Regions from separate parts of the Homo sapiens genome. Here region 1 is linked to region 2. Evidence: chromatin loops called from intact Hi-C (ENCODE). Cell type or tissue: heart left ventricle. All regions are shown on one strand. Region 1 overlaps FAT3 (FAT atypical cadherin 3). Region 2 overlaps FAT3 (FAT atypical cadherin 3).

Region 1 (5,000 bases), 160 kb after region 2:
CAGGAGCACAGAAAAGCAAAGTTAAAAAGTGAAGAGCTACTGCCAGATGACATGCTCACACAACTTGAGGTACCCCAAAGATCCACAGCACCCTTCCGTTCCTTGGCTCAGATAGAAATGCCTGTGCGGACAATGTTCAGCTGAGATCCCAACCAAGTCTTCATATGTGGTAATTTCCAATGTCAACAGAGTCTCTTAAGACTCAGCCATAGGCTCATTTCTTATTTATTTTTATATGCACATTTTAAAAGATGGGTACATTTTTAAAGACATGAGGTGAAGGGAAGATAAGAAACTAATTACATCCCACAAAATATGTGAATTACTTACTTCATTCTGAGAGGATTACAAATTATGAGGCAAGTAAGAAGTCTTCCTTTCTATCAACTGTTGCAAAACAGGGGTTCGTTGGCTGACAGTGTTTTAAAAAAAATGATGGAGTTGTCAACATGTAATATAGAGAGATGTGGAATGTAAATGTGATTTTTTTTTTGGGAAACAAATTAAGACTTCCTGCTGATACTGGGCCTACCTGCTTCCACACCTGCTGCTGGCAGTGCCTTTTTAGGAGAAGGGGCAGGTAGAATCCACTGTTCCTCCCCGTCCACATCCCCACCGCTCCCACACATGCTGCTTCTCTGAATTACTGACCTACCCAGACCCATGGCATCTTGTAATCTCTGTTTTGAATGTACTAGCTCTGAGAATTAATATTTGCTCTGAAAGGTTTGTTTTTCTGCATCAGATTCAATATTTACTCTTCAGATAATAGGGAAATTTAAGTGGTACATCTGCAATTTATACTGGTGGGAAGATCTCAGAAAGGATTATTCTTAAGGGCCCATACTAACCTGGACAGTTCTGTAAAATTAGGAATAGTAAACCTCACTCCCATCTCATAAGCATGCCACCATTACTACCACCACCACCATTAACACCATCTCCACCATCACAGTCGTCACTACCACCCTCATCTCCATCATCACCACTGCCACCACTATAGTCACAACTGTCATCTCCTCCACCACCACCACCACCATCACCATCACTGCCACTACCATCACCATCACAACCACCACACCACAATCACCACCATCACACCACCACCATCAAACCACCACCATCACCACCACCATCACACCACCACCACCACCATCACACCACCACCATCACTACCACCATCACACCACCACCATCACCACCACCATCACACCACCACCAACACCAACACCATCACACCACCACCATCACCACCACCATCACACCATCACAGCACCATCACCCACCACCATCACACCATCACACCACCACCACCACCACCACGATCACACCACCATCACACCACCACGATCACTACACCATCACACCACCATCACACCACCAACCACCATCACACACCACCATCACACCACCACCACCACATCACACCACCACATCACACCACCACCATCACCACCACCACCACCATCACACCACCACCATCACACCATCACACCACCACCAACACCACTATCACACCACCACCATCACCACCACCATCACACCACTATCACACCACCACCACCATCACACCACCATCACACCACCACCATCACCACCACCACCACTACCACCATCACCACCACCACCATCACCACCACCACCACCAACACCATCACCAACACCATCACACTACCATCATCACCACCACCATCACACCACCACCATCACCACCATCATCACACCACCACCATCACCACTCCTTGTTTAGCTAGACTTGGAATGTCAATGGCCATCCCTAACTAGCCTACTAAAACCTTTTGGGGGGATTATTTAAGAATGACATGAATTTTAAAAAATCTGCTTAGGAGGGGTTTGTTCCTGGGCAAGAAGCATTCTTGTGGGTAAAACACTGGGATTTCTGAGAAAGGTACGCTGGCAACACTCACTGAGAAGAATGGAGGAAGGAGGCACTCAGGAAGCTAGAAACTTGAAGGCAGGGAAGGAGTTAGGAACCCATGTATGCCACAAGAGGGCCTTCTGTGGAGAGTTTTAACTTGGAGGATAATTCTCCCTTGGAATATGGAGCATGAAGCACGGGAACCCTCAAATTTAGACAGAGGTTTTTCTACTGTATTGTAGTTGCTGCAGTCCCTAATAAAGTCTGATGCATTTGTGTAGCCTTGTGAGGTGGTGGTGTGAGGAGGGGCAGGGACAGGCCAGTTGATGAAATCTGGCTGCTTACTGGTCTGCTAGGGCTGCATAACCGAGGAACATAGACTAAAGTGCCTGAAATGACAGAAATTTGTTTTTTCACAGTTCTGGAGGCTAGGAATCTGAGAAGGTAATGACAGGGCTTGGTTTCTTACAACACCTCTCTCCTTGGCTTGTACAGACAGCTGTCTTTTCCCTCTCTCTTCAAATGGCCTTCCCTCTGTACATATCTGTGTCCAAATTTCCTCTTCTTATAAGGACATTAGTCAGCCATATTGGATTAGGGCTCTTCCCAGTGACCTCATTTTCATTTAATGACCTCTTTAAAGACTCTTCTTTCCAAATCCAGTCACATTCTGAGTTACTGGAGGTTAGGATTTTAACACATGGATTTTGGTGGTGGGAGGTGGTGCACAATTCAGCCCATAATACGTGCTTTGCAGTTACTCCTCTGCTGAGTCCAAGCTGGTACCCACCATGTGGACACAGCATCCTCTCAGATGGGCTTGGTCTTGGAGCTCAGGGCACAGCCCAGCAGCAGAGTGAGCCTTGTCCAGAGCTGGGTGGATGGGGCAGGCCAGAGTATCGGGCTCTGAGGATTAGCTGAGGGGGTGGTGGATGGACAACCAGAGTATGAGAGAAAACCTGCTCTTCAGATGCATAGAGACTGATCCTTGAGGCTGGGTTAACTTGACACCTGGGTCAATCCATTATTACAAAATGAGAGCGAGAAAAGATGATTCAATTTGCCACATTTCAATAAGCTGATGGATATTGGTAGCCATATTTGTTCCATAAAGAGAGAAAGACCTATCCTGGGTACTGCCATGAAGTAGTTGTATGACCTTGGATCACTCTCCTCTTTTCTAGGTCTCAGTTTCTGTATCTATATAACGTGAGAGCACAGTTAGGAATATACGAATTAATAACAGTTTCTTGATGCCAAGACAGCAGCTAATGAAAGTAGCTCCCTACTTGATCTGCAGTTTAGTACTCTAGGAGACCTTACTGTGAAAGTCAAAGGAAAAAATGTCCAGTGGGAAAACCACACTAATTCTAAGAAGAAAACCTTAGTACTTGGCCCAATGCCAGGCCTTGAACAGTCATTCGATAAAGCTTTTATGAAAGGAAGTAAAAACAGAAAGAGTGCATATCTATTAACTATCGAGGTTGATACAATAAGAATAAGAATGTGAACAAATGAGAGAATGGAAGGAATGAGTGGAAAGAGGTCAGCAGCTGTGTCACAGGGCATTAATTGTGTGTGGTGCCTCCTGGGAGCTCTGGAGCACAGAAGGTGTCATCAACTCTCCTTCTGACGCTGATGCCTGCTCCATGCTGCTATTTTTATGCACAGACATGCCATTTTTTGAGGGCCCATGGATACTTCCTGTAGAGTTCTCTGAAGGTGGCAGAAAGAGATGCCTAAGAAGAGAAACTTCCATTTTTCTTGAAGTTAAATTATGAAACTGTGGACTGTTTAATGGGTTGAAATGAGCCTGCAGTTCTTCTCTACCAGAAATTATCATCATTTTAAAAGCAGATGCTTAGCAGATGCTTTACCAAAGGAAGAAGCTGTTAAGGGTGTGCTCTCAGCAAAGAAATCAATTTGCATCCTAAGGCAAGAGAAAATGTTATAAAAACTTAATAAAGAACAATATTTTTTTCCCTCAGAAAATAAAACTATAAAAAGGGATGAGAACTTCAGACAGGAAGAAAAATTATTCACATGAGTTGTATGTTACAGAGGACAATGGATGAGTTTGTTAAAAAAGACAGATACTAAATAATATACATTCCTATGGATCTAGTCTATTCCTCTGTAATCTGTTATTCATACTGACTTCACTATTACATTTAACCACATTCTCTGGGCTGTTCCAAATTCTATGCATACATATGACATAATTGCTCATCCACTGTCTTTACACTGGTTACTGGGCCTTGTCATCTTCTTTTTAATTTTTTTTTGATTTGCAAATAAAAAACACTCTCTGTGTTCTCTTTGGGAGACTTTTATCAGAACCATCCAGCCCTGAACACAGAAGCATTTCAAGATCAAAAGGGAGGCAAATAATACTCTTCAGCAAGCAAGATAAAGATTCACACATAATTAAGCCAGGACTATAGGATTATTTAAGTAGATGTATCTTTCAAGAATAATCGAAGTGCTATAAGCTTTTCAAACTGCTGGAGCCAGTCCAGGAAAAGAAAGGGAACTGGCAGTGTGTTTGTGGAGGACAAGGGGAGGAGGAAGTAGATGGAAAAGAGGGAAAGGGCAAGCAATAGGTTACCAGCATCTCTGTGTGCCAGGCCTTCCATGCAGTTTATCTGTGAGGCAAGTTTATTAACCCCATTTTCCAGATGAAGAAAAGGAGGATCAAAGTTAATTTAACGTGGCAACGCTCATGCAGACGAAAAGAAGCCGAGCATGCCTTCTTCCTGTCTCTACATCCATGCTCTGTCTTGCATGTTAATTCTCTCCCCTTCAAGGTCTCATTGAGGAGTGAAATAACGTCTCTTAATGTAAGCATTCATTCACACACTTATTAAGCGTCCCTTGTTTCCTGAGTGCCAAACAGATGCTTGTATACAGAGATGACTAAGACATTCCATGCTGACCATGGCTACCATTCATGGAACATGTACTGTCTAACAGACAGCGTCCTGAGCATGCTTCACCTGTCATTTAATCTACTCTTTATACCAACCCTATGGTAGGAATTGTTATCCCCACTTCACAGATGAGAGAAAGGGGATCCAGAGAGGTTCAATAGCCCATCTAAGCTCTGTGAACAGTACCAAAA
Region 2 (5,000 bases):
AACGGAACAGAGAACAGAGGTAGTAGGCCTGTGAGAAGGGAACTGTGTAGATGAAGGTGAGGAAAGATACCATCTTCATTTTAGGAAAACGTAAGTCCCCCCAGACAAAAGAGAAACTTGAACTGATAAGAGGCTATTTCTCCTTGGAAGAAAGAATACCTGTTGTAGAATCCTGATCCAATGCCCAATCACAGAAGGAAGAAGGGAACAGGAAGACAAAGAGGTAGATTGGAGAGTGTGCTCTATAGGCAAGGCTGGGGCCCTAGGGAGGGCAAGACAAGTTCTCTAGGTTATATGAAAAGTATATGGCAAGTGGGTCATCAGTGCTGAAATATGGTTAAATGAAGAGATTTAAAAATAGAGAAAATTGCTATTCCCCATGTGGGTCGTAGCCATTTAATTAACATAGTTCCACTGAATACTTAGCTTAAGGATTTCATGAAATTTTTTTAAAAATTAAAATGCACACTGCAAAGCAAGATTCCCTAGTCTCTTTCCCTCATACAGTGATTATTATTATTATTTTAAAGATAATCCATTGTGGAAGCCCATAGCCCTGCCAGCAAAAACAACGTCCTGCCATCGTTAAAAGTATGTTACAATTTGTGGCTATGTACCCAGCATTTGACATGGAGTGGTGTTCTATTTCAACCCAATTTAATTATATGCTCCTTTTATATATCGTAGATGGCTCACACTAGCAGAATTGTTTTGCCTGGTGAAAAACTAGCCATGACTTGTCATAATGGGCTGGTTTATAGAACCACTGAAGTATAGTTACTGCCCATCATTTGGGAATTATGGCACCATAACAACCCTTTATTTACATACACTGCTGAGACAGTAAAAACAGCAAATAGATTTCTTAAATCGAGACGACAGAAATTTCCCCCCAGGGTACTTGGCCCTCATTGTGGTAGTAACATATGCAAGTCTAAACAACTTTGGTGTCTGTATTTCGATAGTGCATCATTTCATGGACAGTTTATAACATTCTAATAATAAAATGGACTCTAAATTTGGAGTTGGATTTCACGAACATTAGATGGTAATGTGCACAGCAGAATCTCTAAGTGATTTGTGAGGAAGGTTTAAATTTCCTAATGACACGACTGCTGAGCGACTCTGCAAAGGGACTGAAGTGGAATCAGTGGTTGGGCTGTTGCGAGGTGGCAAGCCTTCAACCGGGAGCATGTCTGACCTAGTTTACATTAACACAGACACTGCATCTTGGTAAAGTCAGGGATTCTTTTATCTCTAGACTCCTAGGACTTAAATAATCTTGGCTTTCCCCTCAAACAAAAGAAACTCTCTATAAATCTTTTGCTTTTTTTTAATGCCTACTCTCCTCTTTCATGATGTACCTTGTGGGAAAAAAATATTAGAGTAAAGATCATGCCTTCATTGCCTGCTTATTTGTCCTGAGATTTTAGTAAATTCCCTTCTCCTTATTCTTGACTTTCTACTCCTTTGTAAAGCTGTAACTAGACTTATTTTTAATATACACATTGCAAAAGTATGTTCCAAGATCTCCTATTCCTGGGGGACAGCTTCTAGTAAGCTTTAGCTTCTAGTAAGGTTGTAAGTCTTAGCTTCTAGTAAGGTTTTATGTCTACGTCTGGTCAGCAATTTCATGTGCATGGGCATCATAACTCATAGTGCTACTATCATTCTGCAGTGACATGCAGGTGGCTCATGAGGGCATATTTAAAAGGGGGTTCCATTCGCCCAACCTCCTCTGGCTTGAAAGGCCAGGGGTTGGACAGGGGAGTGGGCAGAGTTGATGGCCTCTCTGGGCCCCTGTGCCACTGCACTGCACCTATGGGAAGCTGCAAACGATTGGCAAAACTGGACACTCCTGTAATTGTCAAGAGCTGAGACTTCCCTAAAGCAGATTAAGAAGGTTGGCGAGCATCTTGGGTGTGAATACTCCTCTCTAGTAGAGTCCTTGCGTTGGGAGGGCAGGGATCCCCCTGCAGTTCATTCACTCTCCCCTCAAACCCCCAGGCCAGTGCCCACTGCGTAGCCACACTCACCCCCCGATGGCAGGCCAGTGCAGCTGCCCCCGTGCTGGCACGGGCTGCGCTTGCAGGCGTCGGGATAGAGCACGCAGCCCAGCTTCAGCTCCGTCAGGCCCACCACCTCCGCGAAGCTGCTGCGCTTGTTCTGCAGCGGCAGCTCATTGTTATTCAGTATCACCGAGTCCAGGCAGCCCTGGAAGCCGCTGAGCACCTGCGTGACCCGCGTGTCAGTCAGGCTGCGGATGTTATCCGCTTGCACCAGGGCGCCGAAGTAGATGCTACTCTCAGTGCTCAGCGTCTGGAAGTAGAGGGGCGCCCGGCGCCGCTCCACGTAGCTGTCATCCAGGGACAGGCTCGTGAAATTGCGGTTGAGCTCCAGGAAGACCGAGTGCCAGCTCCCGTCGTTGACAGCACGGCCCGAGATGCCCAAGATTCCAGGGCCGCTGCCGCAGTCCAGCTGGAACCACAGCTTGCCATCCACAATCTGCGTGGGGAAGGAACAGTGCAGCACTTTTCAACATGCAACTGGGAATATGTTCCCTACACCCTGCTCCTGGCCGGCCCGGGGGCTTCACAAGAAAGCTGGAATGTGGACATGACTTTTGCTCTACTCATAAATCTGTTGTGGTTTGATTTTTAACCACTGTGCCTCCCCCTTACCTGCCATGAAAATGCATGCCTTATATTTCACAAATCTTGTGATTAGTAATATGGGCACACCTTCATATATCCACAATTATATTTAAGAATGTTTCTACTCCTTGGGTCTTTACCTTTTAAAATTCCCAGCAATATCTGGTTTAGGGGTCTGTTTATTCTCTGCACCCTTCTTAGTCATTACCACCACAGGAATGAATTCCGGGAACTCATTAGCATTTATTGAACATCTACTATACGGTAAGCAGTGTACTAAGTGCCAAGGAGATCATCTGAGTGAATAGAGTTATCATCTCTGCCCTCATGTGGCTGACAGTCTGTAGGGTAGGTGGCCATTAATCAAATAATCACACAAATACATATATGTTCCTTGAATACATTTATATGAGTGCTCCACAGGGGAAAGAAAGAGGCCTGGTAGAAATGAAAAATTTCCTAGTTCTCAGCTTTGTCTACATTTAAGATTTAAAAGCTGCTCTATATTAAACACTAGCATATTCTTAAAATAGGCCTTTAGGATGATGCTCATGGTTTAGGTAAAGGTTATCTTCCAAGGTGCTCAGGGCTTGGCCATTTGCTTAGAATATCTGGATCGTTTGTGACACCTGGCCCTCATGAATGCTCCCAGCCATGGTTTGGGGTGCGACAACAGAGACCAGCCTGCTGCTGTGAGTGCATTGGTGTAGCAAGGGCATCACTGCGCCCGGGAGGCTAATCCCAGGAGACATCACACACAGGAAGAAAGCATGTGCTATGGAGGATCCTTGCTGGCAGAGAGCTGCAGAGCAGGGATTGGCCCTCCATGGAGCCCCAGGCTCAACTGCTGCAAAGAAAACATGTCTTTGAATCCCCTGTGTCGTCCACCTTGTTCTACATTTCTCAGAAATGCAAGGTGGCTTTGGGATCCAGGGAATGAGGGCTGCACCCTTGTCTAGACAAGTGTACATTTGGTCATGAAGGGATTCACAGCCAAAAATTGTGAAATAAAAGCTTCTTTTCTGGCCTATGTCTATGACCCAGCAAGAGGACCTTGTGGAGGCCAGCGTCTGAGTCATGCAACTAACACTAGTCTGTTGGCATTCATAGTTCTGTGCAGAGAACAGATACTTGTCAGGAAAGAAAAGAAAAAGAAAAGGAAAGGAAATGACAGGACAATACAGAGCTTCCAGGTCACAAACAGCCAAGGAGGTACAGAGAAAATGAATTCACAGAAATAGACTGAAGCAGTCCTTGTGAAACGTGTTTAACTCATAATAGACCTATTCGGGATTATCAGAGCATCTCTCATTCTCACACGTCACGTATTTCTCTATGCTTCAGTACAGACAACTGAATTCTTAGGGACTCTCATTTCTGCCTTTGTAGCTCCATGTTCTTCATCCTGCATAAAATTTCGTAGGTCATGCCACATAAACATGTGTATCTAGAAGTCAGGGGGCTTTAAGAAGCACACAGAGGTGTGGGAATTTTGGAATGCTGAATCAAATTCAGGCTTTGTCATGTACCACTCAGGTACCCTGGAGAGAATGGTCTGGCCCCTCTGGGTTTGGGTCTGGAGAGCAGAGAGAACTGCTATGGCTTATTTTACAAGGCTACTCTGTCCACTGCAGAATGGTTAGCCACATCATACACAGTTAGAACATACATACTTTGCTCTGTCATGCAAATGTGCAAATGTAAAAAGACTGAAGACAAATGTTTATGTTCTCTGAGAGCTTTCAAGTGTAATCTTTCTTTCTTCTTCTTTTTTTTTAGATGGAGTCTCACTGTGTCACCAGGCTGGAGTGCAGTGGCATGATCTCGGCTCACTGCAACATCCAACTCCCTGGTTCAAGGGATTCTCCTGCCTCAGCCTCCCGAGTAGCTGGGATTACAGGCAAGCGCCACCATGCCCAGCTAATTTTTTCTATTTTCAGTAGAGACAGGGTTTCACCAGGTTGGCCAGGATGGTCTTGATCTCCTGACCGTGTGATCTGCCTGCCTCGGCCTCTCAAAGTGCTGGGATTACAGGTGTGGGCCACCGCACTCAGCCTCACGTGTAATCTTATGCTATCATCTTTGTCATTTTATTCGGTTCCACAAAATTGAATGAGTAGATATTGTAAATCATACCAGAATACTTGCTCTATGGCAACTCCTGGATAATTTCCATATTTGTATTTTAATGTAAGTAATAAATCATCAAATGTGACTTTGGGGAGTATCTTTTTCTGGCACAGTCCACCTGCTGTTTTTAACTCTGTGGCTACAAACTGGTGTCCTCAGTCTATTATGAAAAATTGGTGGTGAGAGTGCAATTTATCTAAGTTTTTGTAAAAAGAT

What was found. Hi-C counts contacts between places; a loop is a spot of excess contacts. Peaks named below come from ENCODE experiments on the same cell type or tissue, not always from the same donor. Only the 100,000 strongest peaks of a DNase experiment are listed, where the experiment ranks them.
Region 1: a loop joins it to region 2, with 2.0 times the contacts of the local background. A loop is called at or near these places in 1 of 110 quality-filtered maps.

What each region holds. Positions count from the first base shown.
Region 1 is chr11:92,702,028-92,707,027 of GRCh38, reverse strand. The region is part of intron 4 of FAT3 (FAT atypical cadherin 3); the gene reads right to left. Among named protein-coding and RNA genes, the nearest start is that of LINC02746, 210 kb to the left of the region's middle. In heart left ventricle, no CTCF peak of the experiment used is centred here; no DNase peak of the experiment used is centred here; H3K27ac peaks cover 372 bases.
Region 2 is chr11:92,864,246-92,869,245 of GRCh38, reverse strand. It overlaps FAT3 (FAT atypical cadherin 3), which reads right to left. Exons shown (of 28, transcript NM_001367949.2): 22 at 2,037-2,505. Among named protein-coding and RNA genes, the nearest start is that of LINC02746, 49 kb to the left of the region's middle. In heart left ventricle, no CTCF peak of the experiment used is centred here; a DNase peak (open chromatin) is centred at 2,365.